2 separate regions of the Homo sapiens genome follow, and region 1 is linked to region 2. A link is a contact called in ENCODE Hi-C data. All regions are on one chromosome and are shown on one strand. Each heading gives the region's core, a stretch centred on a gene start or an enhancer-like site at or near the end of the contact. The rest is flanking DNA. Distances are from core to core; before and after follow the strand shown.

Evidence for each region. A loop is a pair of places that touch in the nucleus more often than their neighbours do.
Region 1: a loop to region 2 is called in a map with no recorded cell type, with 38 times the contacts of the local background. The contact joins the promoter of TXNDC17 here to the enhancer-like site in region 2. A Hi-C loop is called at or near these places in 1 of 37 single-sample maps with no recorded cell type.

Annotation. Positions count from the first base shown.
Region 1 is chr17:6,639,381-6,645,060 of GRCh38, reverse strand. TXNDC17 (thioredoxin domain containing 17) reads right to left here and starts at 4,001. Exons shown (of 4, transcript NM_032731.4): 1 at 3,834-4,001; 2 at 3,227-3,308; 3 at 2,737-2,812; 4 at 520-2,110. The coding sequence starts at 3,978. The coding sequence ends at 2,042. KIAA0753 reads left to right here and starts at 4,350. Exons shown (of 19, transcript NM_014804.3): 1 at 4,350-4,424. It overlaps LOC122526780, which reads left to right and starts at 4,745. Exons shown (of 1, transcript NM_001396008.1): 1 at 4,745-5,680. The coding sequence starts at 4,745. MED31 (mediator complex subunit 31) reads left to right here. Exons shown (of 4, transcript NM_016060.3): 4 at 402-1,750. The coding sequence ends at 594. RefSeq lists enhancers at 3,282-3,341, 3,542-3,811, 3,942-4,823.
Region 2 is chr17:4,128,928-4,134,885 of GRCh38, reverse strand. All of the region lies in intron 1 of ZZEF1 (zinc finger ZZ-type and EF-hand domain containing 1), which reads left to right. Among named protein-coding and RNA genes, the nearest start is that of ZZEF1, 11 kb to the left of the region's middle. Within about 2 kb of position 3,930, at least 6 of the 41 ENCODE cell types and tissues checked have a DNase peak (open chromatin) inside an H3K27ac peak, as active enhancers do.

The DNA of each region.
Region 1 (5,680 bases), core at 2,752-5,251, 2.5 Mb before region 2:
TAAATGAAAGTTGTCTTTTTATCCCTATTGAAGGAAAAATGAGTAACTATCAATTAAACACATAATTACTAAAATATGTTCATGTTCTTCACGTTGGAAACCGCTAGAAGGGAATAGCATGGTTTGTCCCTAAATTTTCACTCTGCTTACCAGTTACTGTGTTGTGTGGTCTTGAGCAAGTTAATTTAATCTTTCTGAACTTAAACCTTCTCATTTTCGAAAATATTGAACACTGACCTTTGATGACTAATCGGGGAAAAAACCCTATGCTACCAGAGTGTACTAAGTTACTGTTATAGAAATGGTAGGCTACAAGATCGTTTTTAAGAGAATAACTGAATTATACCTTGGCATTATTTACCTAAATTATGTTGTTCATTCACTTACAAACTTAAACCCAGGTACCCTCAGTGTTTACACATGTTAGAGCTGCTCCAATATGAACACTTCCGAAAGGAGCTGGTGAATGCTCAGTGTGCGAAATTTATTGATGAACAGCAGATTCTACATTGGCAGCACTATTCCCGGAAGCGGATGCGCCTTCAGCAAGCCTTGGCAGAGCAGCAACAGCAAAATAACACATCGGGAAAATGAAAAACTGGATACAAACGAGGCACTTAATACATGTATATAATGTATTTCTTTTGTACAGTGAAGACAAAAAAAATGAAAACTCTTCCTATCTACCTTTATTATGGTAGCCCCTAGAACCTTTAGTGTGCTTTTTCATCCAACTTTTTATTGTTAATAGACTATTTCTGTTAAACCTGAATTGTTCTTTGATTTCCCTGTGGATTTGTAAGGTGTTTTTCTTTTTTACGCATTTAGCATAATCAGCTGATTAAGAATGGAAAAGTTAGGTGCTTTAGACCAAATAAGGCACTGGGGCATGGGGTAGGGGTGGGCCACCAAGTATACTGAATTCTAAGGCTAGCTGTTCCTGACATATAGTAGGGCAAGACCATCTCCTGGAACCTTACTGTCTCAGATCAACTACTCTACCACTCTACTCTAAGATGTAGTGAGAGTAGCGGAGTCACTGACCTCTTTAAATCATAGGACAGGAACTGCATAAAGGTTCTTGAATTCTGCAGGACAGGAAATAACTGTATTACCTGCTTTGCAAGGTGGCTTTAAGAATCACTGAATCACTGTGGCCTCACTTGACCTAGTCATGGCAGGACAACTAGTGGTTAGTTACTAACTGGACTCTTGACTTTAGAACAAACATGAGGAGCCTCAAATACTTGTGTTCATTTGGGAAAGCTACCATTGATTTGGGAGGTACCACAAACCAGGTGCTATGTTAAGTGCTTCCTTGAATTCTCATTTTATTCTAAGAACCTTGTTTATAGAAGAGAAAACTGAGGTTTGGACGGGGTGAGTAACTTGCCTGTGGTTACACAGCTAGTAAGTGGTAGAGTCAGTGTGACTGACTCCCAGCTTGGAGTTCTTCCCAGAACTGGGTTATAGAGTCTTTCCGGCCGCTCTCCGCCACCTGCCTCATCCCAAGTAAAGCACATTGAGACAGCTGCAAAACAAACTGCTTCTAGTGCTCAGGAGTCTGTTTTTTATTAAACAAAACAAAACTGCCTGAATTAAGCAGAGGCTAGATTAGAGGTCATGTGCTTTCCTTCAGTGGTGAGGTTAGGTTCTACATTCCAAAATCAAAGAAGGGGTTTCAGGAATATCATCAGTTGCTTTGCAGATGGAGATAACTTAAAATAAAAGATACTGATCTTTTGAGAGATTTGGAAGGTGTGCTCTGCACCTTTAGGAGTTTTTAGGTATTTCCGTCACCTTCAAGAATACGTTCCTTTGAGCCTTTACTGCTATTTCTGAAGACTTCTTTATATCTTAAAAATATCCATGTATTACAGGCAAACTAAAGGTTCATGGGCATTTTAATAGCACTCTATTGTTTAGACACATGCCAGTTTTTTTAACATCATTTATTGCTAACATGAATTCAAAGCAAGTATACAGTTTATTGATACTAGAACAAATCAGGACATCAAGACATGATTGCCATCCTAAAATCTTAATCTTCAGAGAACAACATTTCCACCAGGTTGGCCTGAAGACACTCAGATTCTACCAGTTTTTGAGGCTGTAAGAGAAAAACAGTCAAATCTTCACTACTTCTATAAAACGTTATTAGGAGTGGAATGAGTTCTGCCTTGAATGACACTCATCTTTGAACACAGAAATTACGCAATTCAGAAACTATCATCTAGTTATAACAAGTTTTATGAAAGAATCAATATATTTGCTGTAAGATGAATCACTAACATACTTGGCTCAAGAGACTTAAACCCCAAATACCAGGAAGCTCCACAGACTAAAACAGGAGACAGCAAGCCCAGTGCCCTCTTCTTCCCCTCAACTCTTTAATTTAGGATCCCAGGGGCATGACTGAACTAGAAGAGATGCCCTTACTTTTTAACCAGAATTATGAATTAAACAGAAAACAACTGTTGATGCAAATGTTTTAAGGAATTATGAGTCAACCTACTTTCTGGTTTTTTAAGAGTGACTTAACATGAAAAAGACCTAATAGCTAGATATTTACATTATCAGTTTATTGGGATTGGCCATAGGAATGGACTTTCAGCAGCACTCTGAACAACAATGGAATTGAGATGAAATGTCAAGATCTTTTCAAATCTGGATCCACAGCAAGTTAAAAGAGTTCTGACAGTGAATTACAGGCCCAGCATATTTAAAGATACTTACTGTTCCATACTTAAGTAGTGTAGGCACTGCTGTTACTTTCAAGTTTTTTCTGAAGTCATTATTTGGATCTTTCCAACTATTCGAAAAGAAAAAGTGATCATGAAAAAAATTTACTTGGTTTATTACAGTTTGCTTAATATTTGACATAGTCCTACATTTAATTTTTTAGTAATCACTGTTCTTGCAAACACTTAAAAAACCTTGCGGACTATGGCTTAATCTACTAATTACCCTGTGCAAAGTTTCAAAGTGTGACTAAGATATAAAAGTAAAGCCAGCTAAGTTCTGGGCTTACACCAGACCAAATTCGTTGAATTACCCTTACTTAATTCAGGTGGGCATTTTAAATTTGTATTTAATAGCTTCTAATTGTTTAACTTGTCAGACATTACCTTGTAAGACAAACTGGGTAAGTAAGTCCCTGAGGCCCTTCCCGCCTAAGTATGCAATTTGTGCACGTCTGCGAGGTAGATTATACATTGCCACTTACTAAGGCTTTTCTCCTACTTGGCAGTAGATGAACACACATCCTTCACTAATGTGCTTCAGCCCCTCTCGTACGACTGGTTCAGCTTTAAAAAAAGTTGAGATAAAATAATCGCACGTCAACTCTACAATCAGGCACGTATAAACTGTGTTCTTTCCCCCTTCCCCCAGTCTTGGTAAGCACTCAGACTTTAACCTGCAGCTAACTGAAGAGGTCAACACAAGTCAGGTGTTCCCTTCTGGTCTTAGAGCCACGTTAAGGGTAAGGACCAAATCCCAGTCCCGATTTGCCCCTGCACCACCGCGCCCGTAACAATGGAAAGCACATGTATTTGCTGACCAACTCACGTATCCTGTAAGACACTAATGGTACTGGGGGAGTGAGAAGTTTTAAGGAACTAGATTCCAAGATCATCCGGGTAAGGTGGTAAAAGGAAGAGCGCTCTTGGCAGGGCGGGGTAGGATTTAATAGAAGGAGACTTGGGGACAGCTCAGATTGCTCCGCGGATGTCTGGAACCAAGACTCTGCCTCCGCTAAGCCCCCCTTCTGGCCGTAGGCTCGACCTTCCTGCCATTTCCATTGGACAGCAGCCCCCGAATCCCGGCCTCACCCTGCACGCAGTCGGGGCACCAGCTTTTCCCCCCGGCGTCCTTAGAACCCGTAAAGTAGGCGAAAATGGTCTTGCCATTGTGCTGTTCCACGGCCCGGTGGAACTCCTCGAAGCCGGACACGCTCACCTCCTCATAGCGGGCCATTGGCACGACGTGCAGCCGCTACTGGAGGAGTGCACGTCCGGTCGCCGCGGTTGGGTCCCGCGTAGGCGGGGCGAGGCTGTTTCCGGGTGGGCAAGAGAGGGCGGAGCCTGCGGAAGCCAGCGCCGCTAAAGACTACGGGAGCCTCTGACGACCACAATCCATCCGCATGGCTTTTTGCTCTAGTTCCTCAGATCTTTCTGCGCTAGCTGCACTCCCAAGCCCAGGCTTAGATCTACCCTAATCTAGTCCCAGCCCCGACCTCATGGACACTGGCTGCAAAACTTACCGCCTTGCAACACCTGGATCCTTAAATAGTTCAGGGCCTCAAAGGCTCCCAAGCCGCCCTGCGCCTGTTGCTATGGCGACTGGGCAGGCGGCCGGAAGCGCGGCCTTGTTGGGGGCCCCCGTTGCCCGCCTCCCAGTAGCCGCGCCTCACCCTAGGCCAGGTGGGCTCGGGCCGGGGCTGGGGGGGATTCTGGGAAGCCGCATAGAGTCATGGACTTGGGGGAGAGGAGATCTGACTCGGAAAGCCTTTGTTGCTTTGTCCCCCCAGTTACCTTTTCTGCCGTCTAGGCTTTACGGGGGCCTGGGACTGGGGGCGGGTTCCCGAGACTGGGCGGGGGTGGGATGGGTGAGGGGCTCGGAGGGAGAAAGGCTGCAAGGCCGGAGCGGAGTGTGTGAGTGCGTGTGTGGAGCAGCTTAGGGAGCGAGGTGCTAAGACATCCCCCAGGGCCGCGGTAGGGAGGAAGGGAACTGCCCTGGAGCTATGAGCCGGGAGACTCGCCGTGGGGCCTTGCCCAGGCTGCGCCGGGGAGAGCAGGCGGCTAAGATGCCGGGTCGCTGCGTGGGGCCCAGCAGGTCGGGGCGGGGGGTTCGGCGGCCGTGGGGGAAGAGACGGGGCGCAGGGACGTCCCGAGGCCGTGGAGCAAGGCGCCGGGCGAAGCCCTCGGAGTGGGAGACGCGCTGTGTGAGTGCAGAAAGGCCACAGGGCCGTCAGCGGCCATGGGGGACGAGACAAGCGGCGGAGACAGCCGACGCCGCCGGGGCGAATGAGGCTTTGGGAGCTCCTGGGACCCCAGGCTCCATCGAGGCTGCAAGGGACCCTGGGGCTGTGTGGGTGAACGGGGCTGTGGGGGAGCCCGAGGTGGTGGGGCTTGCCGGGGCTGTGTGGGTGACCGGGTCTGGGGAGGAGGAGACCGAAGATAGAAGTCCCCGGGGCTGCGAGAGAAAAGGTCGCCCGGGATCTCTGGGCCATGAGAGCATTCTGCACCTGTGGCTGAAGGTGCAGGCTATGAGGGCCGCCTCGGGATGTGGGGAAGGAAGTAGAGTCGAGCTCCATCCCGTGCCTGCAGGAGAGGGACCTGTCGAAAGGGGTGTTCCTGGCCGAGCTTCCTGGGTAGAGACAAGCCGCGGCGGTCTTACAGGGCCCTGGGTGAAGGAACAGGCAAGGGGGATCCCTCGGGCCCCCTCAGGGCCCACAGCTCTGGGCTTAGGGGCAGCTTACGAGAGAGCCTTAGGCTTCTGTGGACAGGGACAGGCTGGGAGGGTGCCTCCTGCGAGTGTGCCTGGGGCTTTGGCGTCAAGTTCTGAAATGGCCCCGCACCTGTGGAGGGGAGAAGCTGTGGGGGTTCCTGAGACTGGGGAGGAGATAGGCTATGGGTTTGTCTCAGGCCCTTGTGAAAAAGAACAGACTATGGGCGAG
Region 2 (5,958 bases), core at 2,681-5,180:
TACTTTCAAACTCCTAGTTACCCATTAAAGCACAGTTTAAGGGTTGTTTTTTTCTGGGCCATTTCCCCTAACGCCCCTCCCTGTCTCGGACTTCTCATCCCTGGAGTGTCTGTTGGCCCATGGTATAGTGGTTAATTGTGGCATCTGGAATCAGTCCAGGATTCAAATTCAAGCTCCATCGTGTACTAACCATATGCCTTAAAAAAAATAACCTCTCTGTTCGTCACCAGCAAAAAGGTAGTACCTACCTTTAGAGTTGTTGTGGAAAATATAAGTTGATCCATGTGAAGGGCTTAGAACTCTGCCTGGTGCTCACTAACATTGGCTGTTGTAAATAGTTTATACTCTTAGTTCTCGTATCGTAATTGTCACACCTATTACATTGCTGCTGTTGGTTTACAGATCTGTCTTCTAGGCTGTGAGGTTTTTGAAGGGAAAGGACTGTGTGCCCTATTCATCTTTGTATCCACAGAGCCAAACACAGGATCAGGTATTTATATAATAATTATATATTATATAAATATATATATATAAATATATATAAATATATATATATTTTTTCTTTTTGAGACAGGGTCTTCATCTACCACCCAGGCTAGAGTGCAGTAGTGTGATCACAGCTCACTGCAGCCTTGACCTCCTAGGTTCAAGCGGTCCTCCCACCTCAGCCTCCTGGGTAGCAAACCTGAACATTTCTTTTCTTAAGACAGTCAGTTTTTGAGTGTTAGGAAATTACATAATTATTTGGTGAAGCTGTTCACAAAGCTGTGGTAATTTTTTTCTTAGCCAAAATTATTTGTTTTTGTTTTATTCGAAAATCCCTTTTATCATATTCATTAACTATTGATGAATCAATAGAATCTATTAAAAATAGCAAAAATGGCCTGGCACAGTGGCTTATGCCGATAAATCCAGCAGTCTGGGAGGCCAAGGCAGGAGGATTGCTTGACCCCAGGAGTTTGAGACCAGTCTGGGTAACATAGTGAGACTTTGTTTCTACAAAAAAATAAAAAACTAGCTGAGCATGTCCCAGCCACTCAGGAGGCTGAGGTGGGAGGACCGCTTGAACCTAGGAGGTCAAGGCTGCAGTGAGCTGTGATCACGCTACTGCACTCTAGCCTGGGTGGTAGATGAAGACCCTGTCTCAAAAAGAAAAAAAAAAAAGATAGCAAAAATGTCAGTATTTTTATAGCCTTGGTTATATAGAATTTTTATTAGCAATACACAGCAGGAGTTGTGTGGGAAGTTGGAGGTGCAGGGAGTGCTTGATTTGTGGAAGTTTTGGTGGAAGTGGGACTTGAGTGCTACCTTGAGATTCAGAGGGAGTGAGTCTCACTTCTAGAGTTGATAGGAGTTCACCTGGACAAAAGGAGCGGAAAGCAGCTTTTATAGATGGAGGAAAGTAATGGAGCTAAGAGGTTTTAAGCATTTGGTCTTCAGATGGTAAGGAACCCGAGGGGTTATCTGGTCAAAGGAAGGGGAAGGGAGTTGTGGTGAAGAACATGAACCCTGAAGCCTTGGATGCAAACACTAGCTGTGTGACCTCAGGCAAGGTACCTGACCTCTCTGTACAACTATAAGACGGGGAGGTTAATAGTACTGTTACTGTTATGAGGAATAAATGACATTATAGTATATAAAATGCTCTGCTCGGTGCCTGGCATTTAACGAGTGCCCAAATATTGATTCATAGTTTCCAAGTCTGTGTGTCGTTCCCAACTGAATGAATGATAGCTGTGCTAATCTCCTCAGACCTTGAGTCTTACAAATATCATTATTTTCTCAGTATGCTATAATGTGAACAATTTGGGAAGTAGCTATTATCTGGTAGTGTAGCGTTCCCACCGCAGGGCCTCAGGGAAGATGAGGCTCTGCTCTGTGCCACCTCCTTCTTCCCCCACCTGCTCCACTTTTTTTTTTGAGATGGAGTCTCGCTCTGTCGCCCAGGCTGGACTGCAGTGGCGTGATCTCAGCTCACTGCAAGCTCCACCTCCCAGGTTCATGCCATTCTCCTGCCTCAGTCTCCCGAGTAGCTGGGACTACAGGCGCCCGCCACCACACCCGGCTAATTTTTTGTATTTTTAGTAGAGACGGGGTTTCATCGTGTTAGCCAGGATGGTCTTGATCTCCTGACTTCGTGATCCACCCGCCTCGGCCTCCCAAAGTGCTGGGATTACAGGCGCCCGCCACCACACCCGGCTAATTTTTTGTATTTTTAGTAGAGATGGGGTTTCACCGTGTTAGCCAGGATGGTCTCGATCTCCCGACTTTGTGATCCACCCACTTTGGCCTCCCAAAGTGCTGGGATTACAGGCGCCTGCCACCAAGCCCGGCTAATTTTTTGTATTTTTAGTAGAGACGGGGTTTCACCGTGTTAGCCAGGATGGTCTTGATGCCCTGACCTCGTGAACCGCCCACCTTGACCTCCCAAAGTGCTGGGATTACAGGCGGAGGCAGGTGGATCACTTGAGGCCAGGAGTTTGAGACTAGCCTGGCCAACATGGTGAAACCCCAGCTCTAGGAAAAATACAAAAATTAGCCACGTATGGTGGCGCATGCCTTTAATCCCAGCTACTTCGGAGGCTGAGGCATGGGAATCACTTGAACTCTGGAGGCCGAGGTTGAAGTGAACCATGATTGCACCACTGCACTCCAGCCTGGTGTCTCAAAAAAAAAAAAAAAAAGAGAAAATTTAGGCTTTTATTTTTATCAGTTGTACATGCACACGGTATATAGCCGACAGGACTTGAACAAGAAACAATGCTTTCCTGCTGTCCTGTCCCAATGTCTCATTCCCCAAGAACAATTACTTTTCAACTCTAGCTGGTTCTTGAGTGTTTAACGCTGTATTACCAAGTAATATGTTTATGTTCTTTGTGATTGTTTTCAGTTTTAGGCTTTATCTATTTTATTTCCACCATCAGTGATGAGACTTGAGTTGTCTTTTACCTTCCCATCGTTGCCCATGCATGCACGTCCCCTGTCCTCCCGCTACAATTCTGTCCATTTTGTTTAGATCACCCTTTGACCTTTACCTTATTATGATTATGTAAGTTCTTTACATTGCTGTGCCATATAGTACCATGTTTTTGTTTTTCTTTTTTTTTGAGACAGGGTCTTGCTCTGTCACCCAGGCTGGAGTACAGTGGTGCAATCTTGGCTCACTGCACCTCGACCCCCTAGGCTCAAGTGATCCTCCCACCTCAGCCTCTCGACTAGCTGGGATTACAGGTGCATACCACCACGCCTGGCAAATTTTTGTATATTTTTGTAGAGAGGAGGTTTTGCCACATCGCTCACACTGGTCTTGAACTCCTGGACTCATGCAATCCACCCACCTTAGCCTCCCAAAGTGCTGGGATTACAGGCATGAGCCACTGCGTCTGGCCTTTTTTTTTCTTATACATCTTTTTATTTTCTTTGGAGTTAACAATTGAATACATACTTTAATTTTCCTAATTTTCAGTCTTTTATCATTAATTTAGTCCCAGATTCTCTGCCAGTTGTCTAAATCTCCTCTAACAGAAACGTTCAATATGTTTAAACACATTGGCATTCTATCAACTTCATCTTCTCAAGGAAGTATTTCCTGAATCCTTCTGATCTGCTTTAATCTAGATTTGTTATTCTCTAGGTCGGCTGTGCGGGTGTCATCTGAGAAGCTCCGTCATCCTGGGGATTCATTTTCTCCTGCTTGGATCCCATTCTTCTCCTGTCTTGGCATATTTCTTCGTTCTGGTGGCTGCATCCTCTAGTAGCTTTCTGAAAAAGGGAGGATTGAGTAGTTCATCTTTTGAGAACCTTGCATGTGTAAGAATGATTTTCTTCTGCTCTCTCACAGTTGATGGGATTTGGGCTGAGTAATGACTTCCGGGTTAGAAAAGGCACGCCCCAGAATGTGGCAGTCACTACTTTCATTGCCTTCTGGCTTCCATGTGACTGCTGATCGAGTCCCATTCGGATTCTTGACCTTTGACATAGAAACTGTTTCTTCTCCCTGGAAGTAGGACTTCCCTTTTTCCTCAGTCTTAAAAAATTTCACTGTGATGCACTTTTATCCTGTGTGCAGGGTAATCAGCCCCTGCAGTCACGGAACTCATGTCCTTCAGTTTGGGGAAATGATCTTGAATCGTAATGATAGTGATTTCCTCCCCTACGTTTTCTGCATTCCATCTTTCTTAAACTCTTGTTTGGATGTGGGACGTCTTGAACTGGTCCCCGGATTTCCCTTCACTTTTCTCTCCCGGTTTCCTTGAACTGGCCCGCTGACTTTCCTGGCTTTTCTCTCCCGGTTTCCTTAGTTTTGTCTGTTGGCTCTACTTCATGGGCACTTCGGTCTCTTCACCTTCCAACCTTTCCTTTGAGATTTTTGTTTTGTTGTGATATTTTCATTTTCAAGAGCTTTTTATTTTTATTTATTTATTTTTACTTTTGAGACAGAGTCTTACTCTGTCACCCAAGCTGGAGTGCAAGGGTGAGATCTCAGCTCACTGCAAGCTCCACCTCCTGGGTTCAAGCGATTCTCCTGCCTCAGCCTCCCTAGTAGCTGGGACTACAGGTACCCACCACCACGCCCGGCTAATTTTTGTATTTTTAGTAGAGATGTGGTTTCGCATGTTGGCCAGGCTAGTTTCAAACTCCTGACCTCAGGTGATCTGCCTGCCTCAGCTTCCCAAAGTGCTGGGATTATAGGCATGAGCCACCGTGCCCAACCTCATATTTTTATTTTTTAACTTTTTAGGTTCTGGGGTACATGTGCAGTTTTGTTATAGAGGTAAACTCATCTCATGGGGGTTGGTTGTACACATTACAACTAAGCCCAGCACCCAATAGTTATTTTTTCTGGTCCTCTCCCTCCTCTCACCCTCCCACCTTAGGTAGGCCCCAGGGTCCGTTGTTTCTTCTTTGTGTTCTCGAGTTCTCATCATTTAGCTCCCACTTGTAAGTGAGAACATGCAGTATTTGGTTTTCTGTTCCTGCCTTAGTTTGCTAAGGATAGTGGCCTCCAGCTCCATCCATGTTCCCACAAAAGACATGATCTTGTTCTTTTTATGGCTGCATAGTATTCCATGGTGTATATGTACCATATTTTCTTTTTTATTCTTTTCTTTTTCTCCACCTCCTGGGTTCAAGTGATTCTCCTGCCTCAGCCTCCCGAGTAGCTGGGACTATAGGTGCCTACCACCACACCTGGCTCATTTTTGTATTTTTAGTAGAGATGGGGTTTCACCATATTGGACAGGCTGGTCTGGAACTCCTGACCTTGTGATCCATCCGCCTCGGCCTCCCAAAGTGCTGGGATTACAGGTGTCAGCCACCGTGCCCAGCCCTCTTTTTTTTCTTTTTACCTTATTTATGTTGAAGGACTACACATTTTCTTCATCCAGTCTGTCATTGATGGGCATTTAGGTTGATTGCGTGTCTTTGCTATGGTGAATAGTGCTGCAGTGAACATTTGTGTGTATGTGTCTTTATGGTGGAATGATATTTCTTCCTCTGGGTATATACCCAGTAATGGGATTGCTGGGTCAAATGGTAGTTCTGTTTTTAGCTTTTTGAGGAATCGCCACATTGCTTTCCACAGTGATCGAACTAATTTATACTCCCTTCAAGAGCTTTTAAACATTTTCTCAATATCCTGTTTTTAGTTAATAGTTATCCTGTTCTTTCATGATTGCAATATCTGTTTATTATAAGAGAATGGTGGTTGCACAACTCTGAGTATTCTAAGACCTACTGAATTATACACTTTAAAAGGAGGAACTTTATAGTGTGTGAATTACATACCTTAGTAAAGTTGGTATTAAAAATGTTTTTTGGGCCGGGTGCGGTGGCTCACACCTGTAATCCCAGCACTTTGGGAGGCCGAGGTGGGCAGATCACAAGGTCAAGAGATCAAGACCATCCTGGCCAACATGGTGAAACCCCATCTCTACTAAAAACGCAAAAATTAGCTGG